Linked DNA regions of Mus musculus: all the other regions are linked to region 2. Evidence: chromatin loops called from intact Hi-C (ENCODE). Cell type or tissue: heart. All regions are shown on one strand. Links, peaks and the distances in the headings refer to the core of each region. The heading gives the core; the rest is flanking DNA.

Region 1 (7,482 bases), core at 917-5,916, 74 kb before region 2:
TGGAGAATGAAATTCCTGGGGTTGTGGTAGTCAACTTCCTATTGTTGTGATAAGATATCTAAGAAGATCACTTGAAGGAAGGAATGTCTTAATTTGGCTCATGGTTTCAAAGTTATCAGCCAATTGTCATATGGCCCATAGTGAGACCATACATCATGGAAAAAGAAGCACTTGAAAAAAAGGAAAGGAAAGCCAATCATTACACGGTGGCCCAGTAGCCGTGGGCCCAACTCCACCATAGCTTCTTCAAGGGAGTATTTCTGGTGACCTAGTTTCTTCCACTCAGACCTGCCTCCTGACATCTCTACCTCCTCACAACATTACTGCCACATGGGGGCCAAGCCTGCGACACAGGAGCCTTTGGGGGAACATTTAAGATGGAGAAAATGACCATGCCTTATGGGAGTATGAGGAATTTCTGTGCTTGTGGCATGGGGATACAGAAGGTAAAAAAATGGGATAAACTGCTTGCACAGAGAATGCTCCTAGAGCTTGGGGTACAGTGCTGGTGTGTGACAACCTGAAAGTGTGAAGCTAGACCAATTGTTTTCTCAATGACAACAGTGAAAGCAAATGGTTGTATCTAACCAAGTGTTATTGTGGCCCCTGGAAAGAAACCATCTCAATGGGAGGGATCCAAAGAGAATCACTGTTTTCCTTTAGATTTTGAGTATTTCCCCAAGGTCAAGGGCTAAAGAGTTGGCCATCAGCCTATACTACTAGGAAGTGACAGAAGGCTCAGGAGACGAAGCCTAGTGGCGTGAAATTTCCCCCACTGAGGGTGTGCTTGTGAAGGGGATCTTAGGACTCCATTCTCACCACCCCCCTCTCTTTCCTGGTCACCATAAAGCCAGCTGCTTTTTTCCAACCATGACATTCTGTCTCACCAGAGGCTAAAAGTTACTGATCCAAGCAACCATGAGCTGAAACCACAAGCCAAATAAGTCTTTTCTCCGGGTAGGAGGATTAGCTTAGGTATTTAGTTACGATGATGGAAAGCTGACAAACACAATCACCCTCCATCTGAGCTCTGGATGTCATCGCTCATGCTTCTATGCAAAGCCAAACCTATCTCCTGCCATGATGGATGAGATATTGGCTGAGAGCTGCTTAGGGGACAAACTGACTTAACGGACCATTTTGCTTAATGAAGGAGCCATCTGGGCAGATGATGCTCAGTGAAGAGAAAGGAGGAAAAATGTAAACTCCTCAATGAAAACAAAGGAAGCCATTGAGATGAGCCTGGAAGAAAAGACCAAGGAGGCCGAGAGACTTTGAAGAAAAGGACTGCCGTTGACTCTGACGCTTTTTGTAAGAAGCCAGTATGCTGTTTCTGTCCCCTGTGTGAAGTCAGCTATGAGGCTTCTTGAATGGGCCCCTTGGGAAGAGAAGGGTGGGGAAGGGGCAACACCTTAGGATGCTGGGACAGAGGAGGGAGCTGAGATGCATATTACAATGAGACTGGGACCCAAGAGGACAGGAGCTATACCTGGCCTTTCCAAGGGACTCTGACATATTGGAAGGAATGCTGGATTTACTGGACACATACATAGATGGCTATTTAAGTTTTCTGAGTCCTATTTGACCTTATTCTTAAGCAGTTGACTACAACAACCTGAACAACTTGCTGTCCAGAGATGCTCAGTCCATTCCTCTCCACTCTCAGTTTCCTTAGCGCTGGACCTTTCACCCCAACTCCGTTCCTGCAGACCTCTGCCTGCCTTCATCTAGGTTTCTCCATTTAACATCAAGTTGACCTTTTCCTTGGCTCGAACCTTGGCTTTATTTCCTGGCTCTCATTCTGTCTCCCCTCACAACTCCTGGGTTCAGAAATAGGCTGCAGGGTAAGACTTTCCCCTAGGTCAGTTTCCTTACTCCACCCTCACTCCTCATTCACTCTTCCCCACGCCCGTCTGCCAAAAACTGGAAGAAATGGGCATTTCTGTAGAGAGGTGTGTAGTTCATGGGTAAGTGTAGAATCAGAGTAAGCATGTGTCCTAGCCAGTTCAGAGCAGACACAGGAAGTTCAAGACAGCCTCATCTACATTGCAATTCCCCAAGCCAATGATAGCTATATAATGAGACAGTCTCTCTCTCTCTCTCTCTCTCTCTCTCTCTCTCTCTCTCTCTCTCTCTCTCCCTCTCTCTCTCTCTCTCTCTCTAACACACACACGCACACACACACACACACACACACACACACACACCAGACACATATGTATTATGGAACATCTAATGGCTTATAGGATTATTAGGAAGGTTGAGTTTAATAGAGACAACTATTAAGCTATTAAAGTTATAGTGTAATCCAGAGTCGCTGGGATGCAGGTAAACCTTTCCTAATGATGAAGCTGCTTGACAAATTTGTAAGTTCCTGCTAGAGTTGTTGTCTCTAGAAATACCACTTTAATATTACACTTTTGATCACAGCACTCAGGAGGCAGGGACAGCCTGATCTCTGTAAGTTCAAGGCCAGCCTGGTCTACAGAGAGAGAGCTTGTCTCAAACAACAACAAGAAGATAGGATAAGGGCTGAAGAGTTGGCTCAATGGTGAAGAGAACTAGTTGCATTTCCAAAGGACCTGGGTTTGATTCCCAGCAAGCACATGGTGGCTCACAACTATTTGTAGTTCTAGTCCCAGGGGACCCTTTTCTGGCTTCTAAAGGTAGCAGGAATCCACATGGTGCATAGACATACAAGTAGGTAAAGCAGTCACACACACACACACACAAATAAATGAACACAATTGAAGAGGAGGAGGAGAGGAGGAGAGAAATAGGACATAACAGACACTTATGGGGTCAAGAATGTGTCACGCTCAGGAAGCCCACCACTTACTTGCCAGCTCTTGTGCCACAACAACCCACACTTGTAAGATAGAAGGCTCGATTCCTGCCCTGTGCCTCCCAAAAAATCAAAGAATGAAATCTTTGAAATCTCGGCTCATGATAATTCCAGGACAGTCGGATTTGCTTCCAAAACTAGCAGAAAAGACAAGCAGCATTCATCCACCTAAAATCTTTCACCAGTGATCTACTGAGTAAAATCCAAATGATAGCCATGACTTTAGTTGCAAGGGAGCCTAGAAAATATTATTTCACTTTTTGACCTGTGCCACACAAGCACACACACAAGGAAGCTGGAAGAGATGGGTTTTGATCAATATGTTTACCACAGAGTTAGGTTAACGCTCTCTAGTGGCTCTTTTGACTCCTTTTCTCCCAGTAGATTTTTGTCCATTTCTTTGAAGTAACTGAGGATAGCCCTCGGTGGCTCAGGGGAAGATGACTCATAATCAGACTATTATTTATCAGAGGTTGCTTTGTGGTTTCCTCCCAGCTTGTTGACACACAGTCATTTAGCAATGGCTGAGATAGATACATAGCATGCCGTGGTCGTAAGCTATTGCATAGGTAACTTTGCAGACAACACTAGTAATAGCATGAGGGCATCCTTGCAGGTCACTTTTCCGGAGCACAACCGTAAGAAGGCAGGCTAAAGCTCTTTGGATTTGTAGAAAGAAGAACAAGTGTGCTTGGTTTTTAGCAGCCGAAATGATCATCTCTCTGCAGCTCCAAACAGCATACACTCTACCCTCTTGGTTGCTTGGTTTTCTCCTCTTCCAAGCGTTTTGTCAGTTAGATCCAGCTGGTCCCAGTCACCAGGACACTCTTCTCGAGATAGTCCAATCCTATGAAGACAGAAAATGTTGGCAGCCTCGCTAGAAGAGAGTCCATTTCTGGCCTGCTTTTGCCAGAGTTTTGATAAACATCCAAGCTTAGGATGTTATTCAGTTGTACTTCAGAGTCTCTGGAGATTTTCTCTTTGCAGTGAGTAAGCCAATAGCCTGCAGGGGGAAAAAAAATCACACATTTTCTGACCCATCCTTGGAAAAATGTGTGCCTCTTCTCTGCCAGGCTTACTGATTTGCTTGCACTCCAAAGACAAGGCCAACTGGTTCAAACTGGAAAGACTGAATAATCTAACAATAAAAATTAGTTCAATCACTCTGATATTGAATTAATTTAAGTGTCATTTATTATTATTTGTGTTTAAGGAGGGTATGTGGATTAAGCTTCAAAAATAAAAACATAAATTTGTCATGAAAGCGAAGGGATGGATTGTAGACACAGAGAATTTATATTTAGAAGGAAACTTCCTGGTACTAACATTCCTAATAGGTTATCTTTGGTTATCTTGGGTAAGTGGGTGTTACTGAAAATATGCCTTAATTTCTCATGCACTGCTAGAAAAATTCTTGGCAAAAAGCAAGGATGCATTTGTTTTGACGAAGGCAAGAACATTCATTAAGAAAACATCATGACATTGAAATATCCTTTTATCAGGATTTGGTGTTGATTCAAATTGTGGAATTTGTTCTGTGAGCTTGTGCCTGATGTGCAACCTTTTTGAGATGATTTCCTCACTGGTGTGGAATTCAGCTTTCATCTCACCAACTGCTTCTTGAAAACAATTGAATTTCATGGCGATGAAGCATATTCTGTTAATTCTTATCCCATCTTGTCAGTGGAATTGGATCCTTGAATATGTTAGGGAGCTTGAAGGTGCCTGCATTAACCCTCACACAATCGCCCTAGCTGCCAAACTAATTACTATATGGTTTGCACTTTGCTTTTTGGTTGGTTTGGCAGGTTCGGGTATTTGTTTTGGTTTGCTGTTATCATTTTTAGCTCTGGGGTCATACCTAGGGCCCTGTGCATGCTAGACAAGTGTTCTACTATTGAATTGTATCCCCAACCCTTCTGTTTTAGTTTTTGATCAACACATTTGCTAACTACCATTGAGGAATGGTGTCTTCTATTGGGCACCTTAGCTCATGTCATATCTAGTCCAGTGTGGTCACCACCTTTGATGTATCAAACTATTAGGTGGCTTTGAAACTTCAATGGAGGAGAGTCTGCTTTACTCTCTGCATTAGTTAGGATAATTTTGGGGTGCTAGTGAGTACCAAATATGGCTCAAAAGGATCACATTTATTACCTGGCAAATGAGAGAGAAGAAATAAGAAAACAGGATTGAACCAAGATGCAAGAAACATACTCAAACTAACAGTCACTCTTAGGGCTTGAGTCTGAAATGTCCTATACAGACTCTTAATCTCTATTTGAACTCTTATTCCTGAGGTCTTGGTGTTGTTTTGGAAGGCTATGAATCCTTTGGGATATGGGATTTCGATAGCAGAGGTAGTTCACGAGGGGCAGGCCTTTGAAGAATATAGCTACTTTTGACTTGAGCCTGCTCTGCCTGTTTCCTGGCCCATGTCTTACGACCAAGCCTCCACTGTGTACTCCCATTGCCACATAGTGCCACATAGTCCCCATAAAGCATGAACCAGAGTAAACCTTTCCTTCTCTAAGCTGCTCTGTCAGCTCTTGTGTCGCAGGAATGATGACAGTAACAAATGGGTCACAAACATGAATCCTCTTTCTCTTCCACCCATGCAAGGTGAGAGACAGAGTTTTTGTAATAATGGTACTAATAAAATATGATAGCCGGGCATGGTGGCACACACTTTTAATCCCAGCACTCGGGAGGCAGAGGCAGGTGGATTTCTGAGTTCAAGGCCAGCCTGCTCTACAAAGTGAGTTCCAGGACAGCCAGGGCTACACAGAGAAACCCTGTCTCGAAAAAAGTAACACTGCTACCTTCCAGGCTCCCTCCAGCTCCTATTCTGCCCTTTCCTAAAGCAACAGGAAATGGCCCCTATAGACTAAGATGGTGACTAGGGATCCAGCCTTTGCCTTTATGCTTCTAGCACTAGAAAGAAGAAAGGATACAGACAACAGCTTTGAACTGTCTCGTCCAAGGCTCCTAGAAGTTGCCCCATGATATTTTTTGCTTGTATTTCACCAGCCAGAGCTTAGTCACATGGACCACCGAACTTCAAAGAGATGTCTTCACTCTAGATGGCCAGGTGCCCAGCTATAAAAGGGCTCAGATAAATGGCAGCTGGGGAGAATAGCTTGGGGGGAGGAACAGTGTCTGCCAAAGCACCTTCCAGAAGGGTGAGCTCCAGGGCTTCCCCCTGTTTTCCTCTGCTTCTCTTGGCTGCCTCTGCTCAGTGTCCTTGCTCTAATTTGGTAACTTTGTGAGCAAACCCAGAACAGGCCACAGTGATAGGATCCAGAAAGGGGAGGCGGCTTCTGGATAGAAGGCTTCCGGGAGAAGATTGGTAGCCATTCTCTATGCTTACCTTGACCCTGTGGGCCTCAAAGGATGTGAGGCCACTTTGTAACCAGTAAGTCTCCCTTCAGGCTGGGATGGGGGCAGCTGTCTAGGGTAAGCTTCCTTATCTGTTTGGAAGAGGAATAACTGTTCAAATTGGGGCAAGATAGAAAGAAAGGGCAGACAGGTGCTGGACAGAGGACCCTCTCATCTTCATGGACGGGAGATGGGAATAAAATCTGCTGCTTGTGACACATGGGCAAACAGAATTGTAGGATGACCCTTGATGGTTTGCAGGTCTTTGCTGCTGCTATTTGCCATGCCCCTAACCACTTAAGATACAGACACGAATCCTTAAGGGTGGGTCAACTCCAGGATGTAGCAAATGTCACCTGAGTCCAGTCCTCCCATCTGTCAGTATGAGTTCTTTCCCCAGGTTGCTTGTATGTAAGGACATCTATTGAAGTCACACCACAGGGGTTGTGAGATAGATGACAGGGGTTGAGTCAAAGTTCAAGGTGGATCCACCCTATGCATGACAAGGCAGTAGTAGTAACCTAACCTAGAAGGGTGTAATGAAAACTCAGTATCTACCACTGAGTATATGTTTTCATCAGATCAACATATCCTCAGTATGTGACCTTTGGTAATAAATGATGCATATGAATTTGAGAAGTGGCATATAACCTATGATAACAAACAACCCATAAAAGTCAGATGTTTGGAACATCTAGTTGATGCTTGATACATGATAAGCATTTGTACTTTCGAGTTTTCTCCATTATGAAAGTCAAATTCATTTCAGGCTACTCCCACACCCTGTGCCCCATGCTGAAACTCATGAGATAACTCTCTCCCTCTCTGTGTCTTTCTCTGTGTATCTTTCTGTCTGAAGAATGGCTCCATTAGTAAGGGAAAAGTTGTCCTCTCTCTGCATTCAGGGAGGAGAAGGGCTAAAGGAACCACAAATGTGAGTAGCTGAGTTCACCCCCATAATGCTTAGCAGTGTGGAAATCCAGGAGTCTAGGGTAAATTGATTCGTTGCTTGCAGCAGTTATTGAACGGAACATCATTTTAGCGAGGAGAGAAACTTATTTTGAAGTGTAGCTTCAGTATAAGGAGGTTGTAAGAACTTGTGTTTTATTATTGATCTCACAAGGACTGCAAGCAAGTAAGAAAAGGAACAGTGGAACAATGGGTTGTTTTCTTTTTATTAGACACTTAATTTAGGACTCTGCAAAAAAGGCATGGTCGTTTCCTGGGTTGTTTAAACTCTGCTGAATCATGTACAAATC
Region 2 (7,482 bases), core at 1,420-6,419:
ATGGAGTGTCTCCTTCTAAGGGACTTTGGCCTCTCACAGGGAGGAAGACACGTGCCCAGTAGGCCCTAAGGAAATGCTCACGGGGTGGACCAACAGACTCCTCATTCTTCCTTCAACTAAGCACATGTTCAAGATCCCCTCACAGGACTGCTTCATGCTCATCTAGAGCTCAGTGCTCTATTCCATCTTCCTCTGTAGCCAAATTACCCTACCCAACACACACACACACACACACACACACACACACACACACACACACACACACACACACACATACCACAGGCACACACAAACACCTTACACAAACACCACAAGCATACACCAAATACATACACACACATACACACACCATACAAACACCATAGGCACACACACACACCTTACACAAACACCACAAGCATACACCATACACACACACATACCACACAAACACCACAGACACACACATATCACATACCAGACACACACACATTACACACCACATACCATAGGCACACATCACACACTCACACACACATCACACCACATGTACACACCACACAACACCACATACTCATCATCACACACATACATACACCACAGGTACACACCAAACATAACACACCACTACACACACACACACACAACTCAACCACATGTACACACCACACAATATCACACATACTACACACCCCATACCACAGACACATACACCACACACAAACACCAGACACACCCACCAAACATACACACATCACACACACACAAACCGCAGTAAGAACCTCGTTAGTCTCTGAATACCAGGGATGCAAATGCCCTACAGATATCATGGTTCATTGTTTAACAAATGAGAACACTCAAGCCAAAGCAATCCAATCATTTGTACAAACTGACAATGCTTTAGGCTTTCTTTAATTTCTAACTGTATCTCTCCCCATCAATAATCGTGCTCCGTTTAATTTAGCCCAGGGCCCCACAGAGTCTTTACATACATACAGGTGAGTGAGTGTTCCCCTCAGAGAGAGAAGATTATATTTATCTATCTCTTAATACAAGGCAGGACTTGAGGGACCCCAAATGGAACAGGACATCATTTCAGGGAGATGTCCACACTCAACTTGGTAGGTTTTGGAAAGGCTTCCGAACACAAGCTGCTACTGCTGTGACCCCAGGCAAGGGCAGGTGACAGAGCAGGGGCAGGGGTGGGGGTGGGGGAGAGGCGGGGACACATGAGGCAGGGCTGGTGGTGGTGAGACAGGAGGTCACCTGTGACAGAGGAATGGATGGGGTTTCCCCTGAAGGTGCAGAGAGGGACGTGAGGCTGTAGGCTAGAGCCTTGTGTGGTGCAGCAGGAAGACACCCCGTCTTCAAGCCCTGCCATTTTAAAGGAACAAGGCTGCTGACATTTTGGGAAATGAGCAAACAGGACTAAGAGCTGGGGCCCACCAGAGCAGCAAGAGACAAAGGAAAGCTGAGAGTTAGCTCTTAGCTACAAGTGGAGGAAGAGGAATCCAGTTTCGAAAGCACGACAGGTTTTTCTCTTCCGGTCCTCATCTTCCAGTCCTCATCTTCCAGTCCTCATCTTCCAGTCCTCATCTTCCAGTCCTCATCTTCCAGTCCTCATCTTCCAGTCCTCATCTTCCAGTACTCATCTTCCAGTCCTCATCAGATTCCAGAAGTGAGAAAAATACAGATTCCTAAGCCAGTTGCAACCCGGCTCTACCCTTTTCTTTTTCTTTGAGATTTCCAGGTACACAGACATGGCAAACTTTGTGACTTCCTTGGTGACTGTCCCTTCCTGCCCCTGACCTCTGTGTCCTCTCCCAATGGCTTTGCCCTCCTGCAGTTTGCAAAGAACACAGGTGAAAAGAGGAGGAAGAATTGGAAAAAAATCCCATCTCCCATCCCCTGGGGGTTGTGGGGGGTGCTCTCTGATTAACCCGAATTTCAGATTTCTCTATTGTGTGTGCGTGTGTTGTGATTAGGTGGGTATGGAGGTCGGAGGACAGCTTGCAAGAGTCAGTTCTCTCCCTCCAATTTCTGTGGGTCCTGAGGATCAAACTCAGATTTTCAGGCTTGCTATGGGCTATCAGGGATGAGTCAACTTGCCAGCCCCCACATGATCCTCCTTAGAAATGCAGGCAGGGGTGAACATTGTCCAAGGCTCTCCCTTGGAATTCTCCCTGCAACCAATTTGAGAGCCTGTGCACAGGGGATGGGTTGGCCTCTCCCTTGCCCCCACCCCCACCCCGTGGCTCTCCAGTCATTCTTCCCTAAAGGCAGATGGGTATCTAGAAGTCTTTCACAAACGGCTCCAGGGGAACCCAGGAAGCTGTCAGCACAGACCTGGAGCCGAAGGGGTCAGCCTGGAAGTAATCCACTGGCGTGTGGCTTCTCCCCGAAAATAGATCCTAGGCCCACCACAGGCTTGCTGTTGTAAGACAAGGCAACCTTTGAACCAATTTAAGAGGTAGATTTTTCAGCCGGCAAAGCCAGTGCACATACACAGAAGAGTTTTAGAGCCCAGTGGAGGCTGAGTCACCAAGAGAGGACGGCTGGCTCATGAGACATCTCCCCGACTTGAAGGCTTCCAGGCCAAGAAGAGATTTGTAACCCGTGCAACACAGAAATAGCAGCCATGCCCCCACTAGCTCTCCCATCTCAGGAAGGCCTTTCTCATCTCACACCAGTGAGACCTGTCCTCACCACTCATCCTCTCCCTCTGCGGCCTACACATTCTCCGACCCAGTCTTTCCACTTCAGAATGATGGAGTGTCTCCTTCTAAGGGACTTTGGCCTCTCACAGGGAGGAAGAAACGTGCCCAGTAGGCCCTAAGGAAATGCTCACGGGGTGGACCAACAGACTCCTCGTTCTTCCTTCAACTAAGCACATGTTCAAGATCCCCTCACAGGACTGCTTCATGCTCATCTAGAGCTCAGTGCTCTATTCCATCTTCCTCTGTAGCCAAATTACCCTACCCAACACACACACACACACACACACACACACACACACACACCTCACACACACCTCACACAAACACCATACACATACACACACATACACACACCATACAAACACCACAGGCACACACACACACACACCTTACACTAAAATTAATAATAATAATAATAAAGTATTGTTTATGCCCAGAAAGAATTAACAAATCAACTCATAATAAAGTAAGACAATTATAATAATATAACCTAATAAACATTTTGTGAGTGTGGGCTCTCTCTCAAAATGTCTACCGTCTCTCTACTTAGAAGAAGCCCTGCGTGGCTTCTCCTTGGCACAGCCCAACCCACTACAATCCGCTCTTGTTCTCTGAGGATGAGGTCAAGGAAAGTGAGAGTTGCGAGGACCTTGGCACTATGACAATGCGCCTATCAATCTGAAAATGGAGTCAGCTGTCTATACGAAATGTTCCTCCCACTCCAAAGGGAAGAAGATAATTGATTCTTATATGATTCAAATACGAGTGACCATGGACTGGGAACACAGGTTCCCCTTGTCCCAGAATAATGCATCCCAAGGTGGAGACAGTTTGGAGAACTTTATAGCTAAGGACAGGATTAGGGACTCAGGCACTGTCTGGTAGCATTCTTGGTTTGGAGGTGGGTGAAGGTTAAGCTCTGGTTCCTGTATTCCAGCAGGATTTACCTGATCACAGGAAGGATGTTACTAAAGATAGGAATGATAAGAGGCTATTAAGCAGACCAAAGATAACCAAAGAGGAGCCTGGATCGACAGCATTCCAACTCTTCGTAATCGTTACATTTTAATCAGTTCATCAGCCCAGTGGACTCTTTAACATAGGTGTGGCTCTTTTCTTCTTCTTCTTCTTCTTCTTCTTCTTCTTCTTCTTCTTCTTCTTCTTCTTCTTCTTCTTCTTCTTCTTCTTCTTCTCCTTCTCCTCCTCCTCCTCCTCCTCTTCCTCCTCCTCCTCCTCCTCCTCCTCCTCCTCCTCCTTCTCCTCCTCCTTCTCCTCGGAACTCAGTTCACGCCCATCCTGAAATCAAATAACCCACTGCATGGTGGCTTCCAGAGGAGAAGGACCCTTTGTTGGGGGGGGGGGGCGGGGGAGGTTCTCAAACAACCAAGGTTTAACCACCTGCTCAGCATTTAACTGCTCAGAAGAGGCCAGATTAACCAAGCAAAAGACTCCCATGGATCCTTTGTGCCTCTATCAACCCAGCCAACTTCCCTGGAGCTTTGGGGACCATAGGGACAGTAATAAACTGAATTCCTGCAGTCCTCCGGAGGGATACACTCTGGCCGGTGAGAAAGGATGCTAGCAGGTCGAGTGAGAGGTGCTGAGGCCACAGACAGGACTTCCCCAGCTCCACCCTCCTCTTCTGGGACCCTCCCTCCTAGAGAAGTCATGGTCCTGTTTGCATGTGGCGTTGCTGCCCCCTCCTGGGAGATGCTGGCAGCTGCTCCTCATTCCCGAGCCGCCCAGCCTGTTCCAAAGCCTCTGTCTGCACTCACCATGGGGGTAAACTTTTTCATTGAGATCATTCCCATTAAAATCACCCAGGTCAGCCAGGCTGGTGGCTGTGGAGCAGGCCTGTAAGCCCAGCCTAGACAGGAGGATTTGGAGGTCGAGGATGGTCTTAACAACTTAGTGAGACTCTATCTCCTGAGAGTAAAAGCAAAGAGCAGAGACAGGATATTGCACTTGCTGACTTGATCAATATTAGTGGGGTGCCGGAGATGGGGGGGGGGAGGAGTGGAATCTATTAAACTTGTCTTCCTTCTTTTGGTTCATATTCCTTGGGTCTTCATTTAATCTGTCTTTTTGTCCCCAACCGGCAGCTCCCATCAAGAGTGGAGTTTGGCACACAGGGTGCCTCTGTGGCCTCAGGAAGGCAGGGACTGATGCTCCAGAGCCTATCAGCTCTGGCCACTTGGTGCCGTGGCACCCCTTGCCTGAGAGCAAAAAGTTCCTTGAACCTTGAACATTATGGGGGGAAGGGGGGGGGGGAGCGGTGCACACTTGCAGATCATCTGGGCCCTAAGGTACACCTGCTTCCAGACAGTGCTCTTGCCTAGCATGAATAAGCTTTGGCTTATAAAGTAGGCTGAGATAGCTGGGGCTAGCTCAGTTGGTAAACTCCACCTAGCCCTGGGCTCATCTCCAGCATGGCCTAAGACCCAGTGTACCAACATATGCTTGTAATCGCTCAGGAGCTAGAGGTGGGAGGGTCAGAAGTTCAAGGTCATCTTCTGCTGCACAGTGAGTTTGAGGCCACCTGAGGTACCGGAAATCCTGACTCTAAAATTAATAATAATAAAGTATTGTTATGCCCAGAAAGAATTAACAAATCAACTCATAATAAGTAAGACAATTATAATAATATAACCTAATAAACATTTTGTGAGTGTGGGCTCTCTCTCAAAATGTCTACCGTCTCTCTACTTAGAAGAAGCCCTGCGTGGCTTCTCCTTGGCACAGCCCAACCCACTACAATCCGCTCTTGTTCTCTGAGGATGAGGTCAAGGAAAGTGAGAGTTGCGGGGACCTTGGCACTATGACAATGCGCCTATCAATCTGAAAATGGAGTCAGCTAACAGGAGGGGCAGACCCTGCCTCCAGGCCAATTCATGCCCGAGAGGTGGTTCAGATGCTGTGAGATTCTAAATGTACTACCCAGAACTACTCGAACGGCAAGCAACTTAAAACTTATAATGGAAGCCGGGCGTGGTGGCGCATGCCTTTAATTCTAGCACTCGGGAGGCAGAGGCAGGTGGATTTCTGAGTTCAAGGCCAGCCTGGTCTACAAAGTGAATTCCAGGACAGCCAGGGCTATACAGAAAAACCAAAAGCCAAAAATCAAAAAACAAAAAACAAAAAAACAAAACAAACAAACAAAAAAAAACCCAACCAAACCCCCCCAAAAAAACAACAAAAAAAAAAAAACGAACAAACAAAAAACAAAGAAACAAAAAAATTTATAATGGTTTATTTCTGAAAATATCCCTTCACGCTTTTGGACCACTATTGGCTGTGTCCAGCTTGCTACGCTGTTGTGAGCCATTTCCACCACTCAGCCCATTTTGGGCTTCTCTAGCAGACATCAGACTATTGCTTAAACTCTGGTCCTTAGAACCCATGTAAGTAGAAGTATAATGGCACTTAAACTCTCTCTCTCTCTCTCACACACACACACACACACACACACACACACACACACACACACACACACACACGGGGGGGGGGGGGGGGGGAGGGGGGGGAGGGAGACGGAGATGGAGACACAGAGATAGAGAACAAAGTAACCAATCAGTCCTAGAGAAACAGAAAAGTAAAAAAGAAGTCAAGTTTGCTCAACCTGTGTAGACACCAAAGCCAAGTGGGGCCCCAGGTCCTGCTGCCAGGCCTGCCCTGCTCTACTGCTCCCTGTCAGGATCTGGCCTCTCTTTACTATGCTTAGCCCTTGCTCTTTAAGTAGTTTTCCAGCCTACAGACTACTCCTTTTCTTCAGTTGTCGGAGAAGCGACCTCCACTGGTGTTTCCTTTTAAGACCTTCTCCTTTGATTGTTTGGGGTATCTGTTTGTGTGATTTGTGTGAGGGCGGTTGTTTTGGCTTGGCATGGGGATGCTTTGTTCTTTTAGAGACAGATCTCAGGTATTCTGGGCTGGTCTCCAACTTGCTAAGTGGCTGAGTGACCTTGCGGTCTGATGATCCTGTCTCCACCTCCTCCTGTGCAGGGATTACAACTGCTGTGTCACCATACCCTCCTTACTTCTTACTCTCCCTGTCAGCAGGTACTTTACCCAAGCAGTCTATATCCCCAGCCTGCTCTTATTCTTAAAATTCGACTGACAGTCTCCTCGAGGATCAGCACTGCTCTCTGATGTTCTAAAGATAAAACCAATGGGCCCTTTAGTTCACCTTCTGGCCAGGTGATCTCTCAGTCAGGACCAGAGGCAGCTGCACTGTCACACAAACCCTAATTAATGGTGGCTTAAAGTGAAACAGTTAAATTCTCTTCTCAGAGTTTAGAGTTAGCCTTGACAGACTAGGGTCTGGGTCTTTCCTTCTGTTGTGTGGCATTTTCTTTTGAATGGAAACTTTCCATCTTGGGGTGTGTGGGGACGGTGCTCTGAGGACTCCAAAAGTTCTAATGGGAGGCCCACTAAGATTCAGGAGGTGGCACATGCCTTTAATCCCTGCACTTAGGAAGCAGAGGCAGGTGGATTTCTGAGTTCAAGGCCAGCCTGGTCTACAGAGTGAGTTCCAGGACAGCCAGGGCTACACAGAGAAACCCTGTCTGGAAAAACCAAAACCAAAACCAAACCAAAAACAAAAAAGGGAGTTAAATGACTTAGAAGTCTCTGGAAATCTCTGAAACTTACCAGATTCATAAGACCCCTCAGGCCCCAAGGCTGTAGATACAATAAGGGCTGAGGAGGAGACTAGTCGCTCCCACCTGCTCATCTGCCAGCTAGTCATACAGAGAGCTTCAGGGTTCCAGCTTTGGTAGTCGTCGTCCAT
Region 3 (7,482 bases), core at 917-5,916, 240 kb before region 2:
ACCTAAGTACTAAACGCACTAACACACTACTCCATTCTTAAAACATGACCCACAACCACAGGATGCAACAGAAAGTATATCGTGAGCTTTGTGCATGGAGGGATGGATATCAAGGAAACTAAGTAAAATAGCTCTATATTTTACTATTTACAAATCACTCACATCTTGTTTTATTAGACCTTTAATTTATAATTTCACCGGTAAAACAGTTACAATGTGCCTGGCAGGTAAATACAATGAAAGCATAATTCCCTATTTTACAACTAATGATGAGGAAATTACCAGTGAGCAATCTTTCCTAAAGATGAATTTCCCTATAGATCATTAATTTGAGTCTGTGGTATGGACAAAAAACAAAACAAACAAACAAACAAAAAAAACCAAAGCAGTACACAGTGCCCTAAGGTTTCATGTACATTTTTATGTATCCAAGAATTGAAACACTTAAAAATGGAACTAGCTGGGCTTGGTGGTAACACATCTATAATGCCAGCAGATCATGACGTTAAGCCATCTTGGGCTACAGACAAAGTTGTGCCTTCCTACATGTAACTATGTGACGAGGTCAAAGGACAACTTCCGGTGTCATTCTTCAGACTTTTTTAAAGACAGGGTGGGGGTCTGTCTGCCTGTCTCTCCCTCTCCCTCTCCCTCTCCCTCTCCCTCTCCCTCTCCCTCTCCCTCTCCCTCTCCCTCTCCCTCTGGCCTGAAACCTCTCACCAAGGTGACTAGGATGATTGGCGAATAGAGCTCCAAGGATCTACTGTCTCAACCTCCCCACTAAAATCTAAGCTATCTCTCAGGCCGAAAGTCTTGTCTTTGAGTCTTTGAGTAAATAAGTAAATAACCTCTCAAGAGCTACTTGATAACCAAGCACACTGAACCACAATGTGAAATGTGCACTTGTCATTACTGGATAAACGATGCATAGCAGTATTTCCTATCGTCTTAACACACATCTTTATGAACCTCACTATGTTTTCTAATACTATGTGACAGCCTGAGGCTGACGACATCAACTCCTTTGGGGACACCAGCAGCAGTTTCCTGACAGAATCATAAACTAGAGATACATGAGCATTTTTTTCCTTCAAAAAAATTTATTTGTTTATTTATTTATTTATTGTGAGTACACTGTAGCTGTCTTCAGACACACCAGAAGAGGACATCTGATCCCATTACAGATAGATAGCTATGAGCCACCATGTGGTTGCTGGGAATTGAACTCAGGACCTCTGGAAGAGCAGTCAGTTCTCTTAACCACTGAGCCATCTCTCCAGTCCCAAGAGTATCTTATTACAAGAGTAATTTTATACACTAAATTCAGACTATATAGCCAAGTTAATTCATGTTTTAAAGAAATGTAAACCTGTTTAAAATTTTTTTCTGACTCCTTATCAAGTGCTGGGCACACCTGTGAATATAATATATAAATGATTAAAAGGAAATGGTTTGAGTATACTAATTACACTACAATTTAATTGCATACTTCCTAGAGAATTATACCGGGGGCTGAAAAGATGGCTCATTGGGATGCTGACTGCTCTTCCTAGAGGATCCAGGTTCAAATCCTAGCACACACATGGCAGCTCACAACTGTGTGTACTCCCATGTAGATCTGACATCCACACAGACATATATGCAAGCAAAACCCTGATACACATAGAACAAAAGTAAAATTTTAAAAAGCACCAAAATAAATAAAATACAAAACTTAAAATAAAAGCGAATGACACATACCAACAGCATGGAACTTAGCCTGACATATCTGGTTAAACTATTCCTTGATCTCGGCCTCAAAGAATAACCTGTATTTTTTTCCCAAACTCAGGGAGGCATTAAACTGCTGGGCCTATTTTGGTTGGAACTCAAAGTTCTTAAATATGAGTATTAAGATGAAAGAAGGACAATTTAGTTGAAGAAGGAACCATGAAATAGCTATGAAGAACCTGCTACGATAGCAAAAAATATTTTTCTAAAGCATTAAGCATGTGTGTTGAATCTACTAAACACTTGCCCATGATTTCATTTAACTGTCACAACCCTTTAACGTGGGAATAATTATCTTCCAACTGTTGGGAGAGAAAAGGATAGGCCAGCCTGATAATATTACAAAGATTTAAGTGGAAAGAAAAATAGAATTGGAACCCAGCACAGAGCAAATAGAACTTTAAAGCCCTCTAGCCTGCTGCCTCTCCTAGTGAAGACTGTAGGGGGAGCCATTGAAAGCTTTTTGAACTAGAGTGATTGATTCACTGCTCAGAAACACTGCAGTTGCCATGGAGAAGCTACGGAATCTAGAGGTGAATCTAGAAGGGAAAAGGGTCCTGTGGTAAACTAGGTGAGAAGCGACGTCAGCATGCACTGTGTCATTACAGATTAAAAGGGTTCCTTAGAAGGTAAAACTACCAGTTCTTAGTAATTAGAAAAACAGTAAAGGCTCAACTATGAGCACACATGTAATCCCAGCACTGAGAGGCGTAGGCAGGTGATCTTAAGTACCAGGGTGGCCCGGGCTGCATGGTGCAACCTGTCTCAAAGGTTCAGAAGGAAAGAGCTAGTGAGAGAGGAAGCCCAAAACTTTGACTGGGGAACTAGATGACACCAGACTATCAACTACCAAAATAAAGGAACAATGGGTTTCATCAGGAAGTATCTACAGCATGTCAAGTGCAAAAAAACTTCCCCTAAAACCAAGAGCCAAGTCTAAAATCATGTCTAGTGATCAGAAAATATTCTTCAAAATACCAAAAATATAAGACAGATATAAAACTTTTCAGGCTAAGAGTGCAAAAAATTACTTTGTACTATCCTTTTAAAAGTATTGCTACAATAAAATTTTAAAATTAAAATATAAAAAATTAAGTATTACTACATACAGAAATCAATAAAGGGCATTCCATAATTTTACAATGTTTTAGTCTGATATACCTTCCATCTCTTTGTTTCTGCTTGACACTCTCCCTCTAAATTTATATCTTTTATACAAACTTCAATAACACATAGTTGTTTTTTTTTTCTTTCATTTCACTGTCACTCCTTTAACTTGCCAAGAACTTAGTTCATAACCTCCTACTTGACTTCCTATAAAATGACCTACATCAGCTCATTCCAGTAACAGTTCCTAGACCTTAAGCACACTGTTCATCCAAGGGGGCTCTACCTAGGGCAGGGTGCACCTCTACAGATGTGGCAAGTTATTCCATTCCCATTCTGCACAGTTAGGAAGCTGGCAGAGGAAACAACATATCTTGGAAATAATCACAAAGCCAAATGCCAAAAATAACAATTTTTAGTCAATCCATGAGAAAATACTGCCCCTAGCTGAAATAACATGAATCTAGTATTAGGAGGAAGCAAAATGCAAAATAGTGCTTGCTTTCAAGCCAAGTCTTATTTCAAAAACTAAGTAAACCTCAGAATTAAAACAGGTAAGACCTTTAGAACATAACCATTTCCTTCTAACGCTGGACCCATCCATAATACCAACGATTATCTAAGGAATCACAGCTGGCCATAGCAGCTTTTTACTTGTATATTTTACCCACTTAAGAGATCATACAAGTCTGTGAGTATACATCAAGAAGTAACTTTTACCTAAACTTAACTGTTTAAAACTGAGTGCCTAGACGTATGTAATAGAACGATTCCCCACAAACATGTCGGGGTAATAAGTTTAAAGATGAAATAATACTCAGAAAGGTACCCAGCCACCGTTCATTATATTTCCAAATGCCCACTGTCTAAGTTAAGGCACCATTTTTATTTCACTCCTAGCCTTTGGGCTGAAAGTATAAAAGTCTCACATGCTTAGAAACAACCCCCTCAAGTTGTGAAGCTAACTTTATGATGTCTTTGTGATCGTTCTCAAATGCATAAATCAGAACAAACTACATTGCATTACTATACAGAATTTGCACTGTGCTCACGATCAGAACCAGTGTGCCCAATTTTAGCCTCGAGTTATGCACTAAGTATGAAACAAATGCAAATTCTCACAATTTCATGTATGTTCATAAAGTGTGCCTTATACTGCAAGTATTCCGCCTATAAATTCTAATAACCACGTTTTTAAAAAGCTTTCCAAAGTGCCAACATTCCTTAGACCTCATCTTCTATGTCCTCAACAACTCTTTGTGTACAACTTTATATAGAGAAGAAGCTGCATATGACTTTAAGGGTAATGTATCTTCTAAAAGTAGTGATCAACTAGTGGAAGAATATTTCTGAACAATACATTCAGTATTTACAACCCTAAATTATTTCAACCCTGATGCAGTAATTCAGGCCATTAGTATACAATATCCTACACCACACCCCCAGACTTCACCCAAGCTTTTAACATTACCATAACAATAAGAGCTGAAAACAACTTAATGCTCAAGTAACATAAGGAAGTACCTTTTAAGATAACCAAACTGAAAGCTACCAGTCTTTAGACTGCCCGTAATTAATGTATCCCACAAAGATCCTCAAAGCAGTATTCATCAAACCAAAACTACACTCTGCTCTTTGGCACCTGATTCCCAACGTCGGAATAGGAGTTGCCACACATCCACAGAAGTAAAAATCACAAACTACACACTCAAACTGCAAATTCAAACAACCATAAATGGTAAACTCATTTAAATTATGAAGAAGCAAGCCATTGATCAAATTCCCAAGCCAGATGTCTCCGAAAAGTCATTAAAACTGTAGATACAAATTCCAGGGGAAAAAAAAAAAGATAAACTTCATCAGCCCAACATTCACAAGTTTACAACATCAAAATTCACTCACCTCCTATTCACATCAAACGCACATCCACTGCGAATATCTGAAACTATTCTCCATCACCAACAGGGGGTGGGGTGGGGGGGTGGGAAGTACCTTTGAGCCTACTTCTAACAGTCTTAAAATATACCCTTCCATTAGCCCTCAGGTAACCCAGGTGCAAGGCTACTGCGGATGCCCTTGGCCTGGGGCCGTCAGAAGCCAATGATGGGGACGGCAATAACCATCAAGAAATCGAGATCCTTTTCCAGCGCTACTCTTACCAAGCAAAACAATCACGGGCCCAGAAAGATGGCAAAGAAAAGTGGGGTCGTTTTAATCCCAAGAGAGGGGCGCATAGGGGTGGGTAGGGGTGTGATCCCGAGAGAAATGGGTGCGAAGGAAGAAAGGAGGGGCGCGGAAGGAGCAAACTTAAGTATCTCAAGCATCTCCCAGACTCAAACAACAAAAGCAAACCCTAGAGTCTGTGCGCACTTAGAAGCACCAGATGGAGTCCCCGGGGTTGAGACAGTTCAACAGACAGACACAGTGGGCAGCGGATAAATCAGGCAGTGACGCGAGGGGAAGGGGATGCTAAGAGAATGAGACACTACATAGGGGAGACAAAGCCTTGGGGGGGGGGGGTGAGGACCAAAGAGAAAAAGGTGAGAGGGGATACACACGAGAAAGACAATGGAAGAAAGAGAACGGCAGTAATCTGGTGCCAGGGCTATGGCAGGTCACCCAGCTACTGAAGAGAGGGATACAACAAAGGGGCACGGGAGGAGGGACAGCGGGCGGAGTGGAGGTGCAGACGGGATGCGGGGCGCGCAGCGGCTCCCACAGAGAGCCTAAGGCGGCGAAACAAAGGGCTGGGGGCAGAATCGCGGGGGGCAGCGCACACAGACAAAGCGCTCCGGCGCCCAGGGCAGCGGCTGGGAGGACAGGCGACGCGGGCCACGCACGGGGAACAAAGCTGCGCCGGGATCCCCGCCAGGCCCGCCGAGGGGGGCGCGCGCCGGGCACGGTGCCTACGGCCCCGCGCGCCGGCCGCACTCCGCCCGCAGCCGCCGGCCTCGCCACCGCCCGCCCTCACGCGCCCGGAGCCCGCTCCACCGCGGCGCACGGGCGAGCCCCGCACCGGCCCGCGCCATCGCGTCGCCGCCCCGCGCCGCCTCCCGAGGCCCCGGCGCGCCGCGCGGCCCCGGCCCGCCGCCTGCCGCCGGCGGTCAGACGCCCGCAACTTTCCCGGTTCCCAGCACTCGCTGCCCCCTCAGACTTACCCTGTCACAACAGGCGCCATCTTCCACAAACTCTCGCCAAAACTCCAACCCTCGCGAGATTCCCCCCGCCGCCTTTCCCTGCTCCTCTCCCCCGCCCCTTCCCTCGGCCTCGCCGATCGCTGCCACCCGGCCCCCGCGCCGTCTTTCCCCGCTTCGCCGCCGCCGCCGCCGGGAGCCAGCCGCCTCGCGCCGCCCGCGGACTAAGGGATCTGCTCACTGCCTTTCCCTAGAAACCTACCCCGCCGATGGAGCATGCGCAGGCCGCTCCTCCGCGGACAAGCCCTCCGAGTAGTCCATGGGGAGCGCTCCGGTTATCCGGGTTTTGGGACGCGCCCTCGGGGACGTACGTGGAGACTGAGGAAAACCGGAGGGCATTACTACGGGGACCGGGACTGGAGGGGTCAGGAGGCGGGGCCCCGGGGCCGGGAGGAGGGGTCCTGGGAAAATGCGAGCGTCTCACAGGCCTAGAGGAGACGCCTCCTCGAGTGGGTGTTTTCCAAGTGGCTTCCCGCTCGCCGCGGGTTCCCAGCCTTTTTCATTCATTCCGACGTTCACTGGACACCTCCCTTATGCTAATCTCAGTATCAGGTGCCGGAGCGGCGGAGATCGGGACAGAGCCCCGGTCCCCGGTGACCTGCCAGCGACTGTCTCCATTCATTTGCTCCCGCACGACCCGCACACGCGGCGAGACAGGCGTGATCGCCGCGTGAGCTGACCCTTCCCAAGAGCTCTGCAGGGGAAAAGCATTAGGGGATAAGCTCTGTGCCTTTCGCCGCTTCTCCCCGATGCGAGCTGGGGTCATCCCGAGGTCAGCCTCGCGCAAAGGTGTCCCCCCTAACCCCCCGATGTTCACTTTGCACCCACACGTCAGAGCCCCGAATGGTTGTCCCCAGAGCCACCACTACAAGCCCGGGCACTTGGGAGCGAGCTACCCGCCCAGCTCCGACTGCCTGGGGAACTCATGGCAGCAGCCAGCTTGCAGGATGTAGGTGTGGGTGCAGACGTGTAGGTAACTGCCTAGAAACAGCTCCTCCGGCGGTGGCCCGATGCTGTCGCCCGATGCTTGTCTTGCCTGGGACACCTCTCGGCAGGTGGTGGCCCGAGACCTGTCCCTCCGGTCCCCTACCTGCTGATCCTCCCTGCTCCCCCCCCCCCCCCTTCCCGGCCCTTTGCTTTCCAAGAGATTTCCCAGCTCCTGCATTGCCTGCCTCCCGCAGGGAGCCACAAAAAACCCGGAGAACTGGATCAGCCCGCCCGAGACCCGCTCCGGAGCGCCGCAGGATTGGCGCGGCGCGCTCGCGCCACTGCGCATGTGCGCAATGCGGGCAGCCGGAGTCTCACGCTACACCTCCTCCCGAGCGCCTTCCACCGCTCGGCTCAGACACAACACGGGCCGTGGGAAATTTCCTAAGCCTCGCGAGAACGCGCTCTCCTACCCACCCCGCGG

Evidence for each region. Peaks named below come from ENCODE experiments on the same cell type or tissue, not always from the same donor. Only the 100,000 strongest peaks of a DNase experiment are listed, where the experiment ranks them.
Region 1: a loop joins it to region 2, with 2.1 times the contacts of the local background. A loop is called at or near these places in 2 of 42 quality-filtered maps.
Region 3: a loop joins it to region 2, with 7 times the contacts of the local background. A loop is called at or near these places in 40 of 42 quality-filtered maps.

What each region holds. Positions count from the first base shown.
Region 1 is chr5:53,426,143-53,433,624 of GRCm38, reverse strand. No RefSeq gene overlaps it. Among named protein-coding and RNA genes, the nearest start is that of Gm40304, 120 kb to the left of the region's middle. In heart, for the core only: a CTCF peak has its summit at 3,818 (motif pointing right); a DNase peak (open chromatin) is centred at 3,744.
Region 2 is chr5:53,352,151-53,359,632 of GRCm38, reverse strand. No RefSeq gene overlaps it. Among named protein-coding and RNA genes, the nearest start is that of Gm40303, 89 kb to the right of the region's middle. In heart, for the core only: no CTCF peak of the experiment used is centred there; a DNase peak (open chromatin) is centred at 4,392.
Region 3 is chr5:53,589,278-53,596,759 of GRCm38, reverse strand. It overlaps Rbpj (recombination signal binding protein for immunoglobulin kappa J region), which reads right to left and starts at 6,274. Exons shown (of 11, transcript NM_001080927.2): 1 at 6,036-6,274. The coding sequence starts at 6,055. In heart, for the core only: CTCF peaks have their summits at 2,209 (motif pointing right), 3,306 and 4,819; DNase peaks (open chromatin) are centred at 2,379, 5,089 and 5,549; H3K4me3 peaks cover 1,463 bases; H3K27ac peaks cover 1,084 bases.